2 separate regions of the Homo sapiens genome follow, and region 2 is linked to region 1. A link is a loop called in an ENCODE intact Hi-C map of the cell type or tissue named here. Cell type or tissue: HCT116. All regions are shown on one strand. Region 1 overlaps CDH23 (cadherin related 23). Region 2 has its middle 13 kb from the start of CDH23.

Region 1 (2,500 bases):
CTGGGTGCCTTACAAATCCCAGCAAGGGGTATTGTTCTTAAATAGTTGTTTCATTATGCACGACCCCTCCCCGCTGACCCAGATAGCTGAAAACTGACAGTTCCTCTCATCCGCTGTCAGGAGAAATACCATTTGCGGATGTCCTGCCTTCCTTCTCCAGAGCTGGGAGCATTTGATCCACTTTCCTCTGCCTCACTCCTGACCCCCAGCTTCTCAGAACACACTTGCTGCTGTCCTTGAGAATATTTTGTGCAGAGGAGAGGGATCGGGGTAGGGATTGGGACACCACTCTCTTCCCCACCCCAGAGAGGCCTCAGCTGCCAGATTCTGGCTGCTTCTGGGAATTGGAATATTTCAGAAAGGCCTTCGGGCCTCATTAATTTGCCGAACCCCTGGCCTTCCTGAGGGACTATGCTGAAACTTACGCAGGTTGGGGGTTAGTTATTAATTCAAGCAACAAGTGTTATGTGCACCAACTATGTGCCTGCCACTGTGCTAGGTCCTGGGGGGACTGAGCTGAAGATGTAGCCTCTGCCCTCCCAGAGCTTATATTTCCTTCCAGTGGGGAGACAGAATTGCAGTAGAAATGGATGTTCAGAACTCTATAAACAGGGTGAGTGAGTGACAGGGTGGGATAGGGTGATTCCTGACTGTGGTCCCAGAAAGCCTTCAGAAAGGTGCTGTTGGAGCTGAGGTTAAGTGGCATGGAAGGTGCAGCCATGCAGAGCTGTGGAGGCAAAACATTTCTGGCAGCAGACGCTCCCCTACAAGGGCAGAGATCCCCAAAAGGGAAATGGCCTGGCATTTTCAAGGAGCAGAAAAGAGGCTCTTGTGGATGTCCAGGACAGAGCTCAAGAGGATGGAGGTGTCAGGAGGCCAGGCTGCAGCCTCATCGGGGGCAGGCAGGGCTTTGTCAGGCACAGGAAGGCGTTTTTCTGTTACTGGGAGCCCCAGGAAGCCAGGGAGCTGATGTGGTCTGAGTCGCCTTTCTCAAGGAGCCCTCTGATGGCTGTGTTGAAATGTGCAGGGTGGAAGCAGTGAAAAGGAGTGAAGTCTCCCACACGGGAGACACTCCCCACTCCCGTGACCATGCATTCCAGTGTCTGACGGTTTAGCAGTTTAGCCATTTTCCTCTTAAGGTGTTTTCAGAAAGCTGGAGAACCCCCAGTTCCATGATCATAGAACCCTAAAAGTCCAATAGAAACTGCTCTTAGGAACTCTTCCCAGGACACTGAGTTGGCCCCTTCAGCCTTTATGACAGAGGCTCTGTGATTTCAAATCAGCCCAGGATTTTGAACTCTGACCTCAGCCTTCCACTACCACACCTACCCCAACTGCCCTGAGAAGGTGGCAGAGAGAGCGCCCAAGCCAGGTTCTCAGCCCAGTTCTTCTTCCGCATTCAGGTGCGATTCCAGGCAAGACTCGTCCTCCCGCTGTGCCTCAGTGTCTGCCTCTGGAAAACAATGAGTTGGGCCAGTCAGTCTTTAAGACTCTACAAATCCTAATGTTCTCTTCATCCAAGAGGACACGGGTAGGAAGGGGAAGGTGCCGCCCGGGCCTTCCCCCTGCCCACTGACCCTGCAGCCAGCTCATCCTCCTTTCCCTGAGCCGGCTCCACGGACTCGGTTCCGGCAAACCCAGCTCCCACTTCAAGCAGAGGGACTTGGGCGCCTCTCTGGGCCTCATCTCTGTCCCCAACCCCAGCCTGCCTTGTATTTGTGTATTCAAAACCCCCTGCAGCATCCCTTTTCAGGGAAGGACGAGAGAGGCAGCTGGAGTTGTTAGAAATAAAATTAACCAGCCAGACAGCCTGGGTCTGCCACTTGGTTTTCGTACTTTTGATCTGTGTGACCTTGGGGACTTATTTATCCTCTGATGCCATTTTCTCATCTGCAAAGTAGAGACAATAGCCACTGTACCTCACAGAGCGTCTATCAGGATTAAATGGGTTCGTATCTGTATTTAGAACAGTGCCAACCCATAAAAAGCACTCTTGAAGTGGGGCATGGTGGCACACACCTGTAGTCCCAGCTACTTGGGAGGCTGAGGCAGGAGGATTGCTTCAGCCCAGGAGGTTGAGGCTGCAATGGGCTATGATTGCACGGCTGCACTCCAGCCTGGGTGACAGAGAGAGAACCTGTCTCTAAAAGAAAAGAAAAAGCATACTTTAGACATTAGCTATTATTATTATTATTATTATTATTATTATTATTATCCCCTGTCCTTTCTATAGAGGAAGAAGTCAAGGCTCAGAGGAGTTAAGCGGCTTGCCTAAGGTCACACAGCTAGTTGGTCTCAGAACTTGGTCTTGAACTCTCAACCTTGCACTTCTTGCATGTGTTGCAGGGCTCCCCATTTGCAAACATGGCTTCCTGTTCTCTCTCATCTCAGTTTTCCAAACTCTGATAATTTTTACTTCCCAGTGTCTGCTGAGAAGATGAGCTTGAGTGACAGCATTAGACAAGAGTGGGCACATCCGACTACAGCTGTCCAATATGGG
Region 2 (2,500 bases), 240 kb before region 1:
ACTCTAGGAGGTGATAGAGGGCCCTCTCTATACACTGACTGGGCCTGGGTTAGGAGTCCTGTTCCAGGAACCAGGGCTCCTGGCATTCCCTGAATAGGCAGGGTCTGGCATCAGAGTGGCAGCATCAGGAGGCTGATCTCCGCCCTTCCTAGGGAGAAGCGTAGGAAGGACTTGGGAAGTGAACCGTAAGTTTCAAAATGTGAGGGAGTTAAGGAAAGGGAGCAAGACTCTGAGCTGGGTACTTCACGTGCGTTATTACCTATACTGTATCATATGTAAGCAATAATTTAATCTGATAATAAGACTCTTTGGGGCCGGGTGCAGTGGCTCACACCTGTAATCCCAACATTTTGGGAGGCTGAGGTGAGTGAATCATTTGAGGTCAGGAGTTCAAGAGCAGCCTGGCCAAAGTGGTGAAACCCTGTCTCTACTAAAAATACAAAAATTAGCCAGGCAGTAGTGGCGCACGCCTGTAATCCCAGGTACTGGGGAGGCTGAGGCAAGAGAATCATTTGAGCCTGTGAGGCAGAGGTTGCAGTGAGCTGAGATCATGCCACTGGACTCCAGTCTAGGCGACAGAGTGAGATGCTGTCTCAAAAAAAAAAAAAAAAAAAAGACTCTTTGGATAGGCACCATCAACCCATTTTACAGATGAATTAAATGGGGCACACAAAAGTTAATTAAGTTGCCCAAAGGGTGACACAGCAAGGAAGTGGCACAGGTGGGATTCAAATTCAAGCCTACCTGACTCCAGGCCCCACAATGTTGCCTCTAGTTGTTACCTGCATTTTATAATAAGGAAGGCAGCCAAGGCCCAGAAATGGGCAGTGATTTTCCCAGAGTCACACAGCCAGCTAGTGGCTGGGCAGAGACTGAAACCAACAGTCCAGACTTCCAGTTCCAAAATGAGCCCATAAAAGTACCTGGCCCGTAGGAAATCTTCAAGTCGTATTTGTTTTTTCATTTGTTTTTCATTTTTGTTTTAGAGACAGGATCTCACTCTGTTGCCCAGACTGAAGTGCAGCGACACAAACATGGCTTACTACAGCCTTGACCTCCTGGGTCAGGTGATCCTCCTGCCTCGGCCTCCCAAAGTGCTGGAACTACAGGCATGAGCCACTGCACCCAGCCATCCATTAATATTTGTGATAGAAACAAGGCTAGGGAGAATCCCTGGATGGCTGAGGATAGGGGAGCAGCGGGGAGGAGCAGATGGTAAAGAACAGGCCTTGCTGGAGACCACCAACCTGCTGCTTTTTTCTAGGAGTTGCCCTTTAGCCTTCCCTTCAAAGTAGGGCTTGGGGAGGTGACCCAGAGCTGGGAGGGGTGAGAGGTGTCGTGCAGCACTCGGCCTGCAGGTGGCGCCCCACACTGCAGTTCTGTACTCCCCCAGGGAATGGGAGCCTGCAGGGGATTTTCCTGTGGCTGGGCGGGGTGGGACCAGGGCAGTGGGTCTCTCACCAGCGTTTTCAGGATGCCCCTAGACAACAGCTCCCCTCTCACCCTGGCCGCCTATGCCTGGCTGTGGCTGTGGCAGCAGATGGCTGACAGGGCCCAGATGGGAACTCACACCTCAACTCCTTCCTCCCTGGTCATGCCCTCTGCAGGGCCCTGGGTGAGAAACCTCAGAAGGACTTGAGGTCATCCAGCTGCTTGACCTTGGCCAGTTTACTGAGCCTCTTGGATGCCTACTTTCTTCATCTGTAGAGCAGAAGTGGGTTTTATTTCCAGGGTACTGGGAGGATCAGATGGAACATTTATAAAATGCCTGGCCCAGGCTGGGCATGGTGGCTCACACCTGTAATCCCAGCACTTTGGGAGGCTGAGGTGGGCGGATCACGAGGTCAGGAGTTCGAGACCAGCCTGGCCAACACGGTGAAACTCTGTCTCTACTAAAAATACAAAAATTAGGGCCGGGTGCGGTGGCTTACGCCTGTAATCCCAGCACTTTGGGAGGCCGAGGTGGGTGGATCACCTGAGGTCGGGAGTTCGAGATCAGCCTGGCCAACATGGAGAAACCCGTCTCCACTAAAAATACAAAAATTAGCTAGGTGTAGTGGCACATGCTTGTAATCCCAGCTACTCGGGAGGCTGAGGCAGGAGAATCGCTTGAACCTGAGAGGTGGAGGTTGCAGTGAGCCAAGATCGCACCATTGCACTCCAGCCTGGGCAATAAGAGTGAAACTCCATCTCAAAAAGAAAAAAAAAAAATGCCTGGCCCATTGCAGGCACTCAGCAGACGGGAACTGTCAGGATTATTCCCATGGACAGTGGCTGCCTGTCCTGATGTCACATCTGCCTGGCAGCTATCTCTTCTTAGTCTTTCCCACCTCACAATGGCAATCCATCACACCATGCCTTACCAGTCACCGCCAAGCTCTGTTATCCATGCCCTACAGACCTGGTACTGCCTGGAAGACAATATAGAAGAGCAGTTAAGTGGAAGGCCCCAGTTCTCACCGTCTGTGTGCAAAACCTTGCCTCTGCGCCTTCCTGTGTG

The links. Peaks named below come from ENCODE experiments on the same cell type or tissue, not always from the same donor. Only the 100,000 strongest peaks of a DNase experiment are listed, where the experiment ranks them.
Region 2: a loop joins it to region 1, with 4 times the contacts of the local background. A loop is called at or near these places in 12 of 110 quality-filtered maps.

Annotation. Positions count from the first base shown.
Region 1 is chr10:71,622,556-71,625,055 of GRCh38, forward strand. The region is part of intron 11 of CDH23 (cadherin related 23); the gene reads left to right. Among named protein-coding and RNA genes, the nearest start is that of C10orf105, 96 kb to the right of the region's middle. RefSeq lists an enhancer at 1-256. In HCT116, a CTCF peak has its summit at 1,005 (motif pointing left); no DNase peak of the experiment used is centred here; H3K4me3 peaks cover 390 bases; H3K27ac peaks cover 299 bases.
Region 2 is chr10:71,383,039-71,385,538 of GRCh38, forward strand. No RefSeq gene overlaps it. Among named protein-coding and RNA genes, the nearest start is that of CDH23, 13 kb to the right of the region's middle. In HCT116, CTCF peaks have their summits at 1,352 (motif pointing right) and 1,553; no DNase peak of the experiment used is centred here.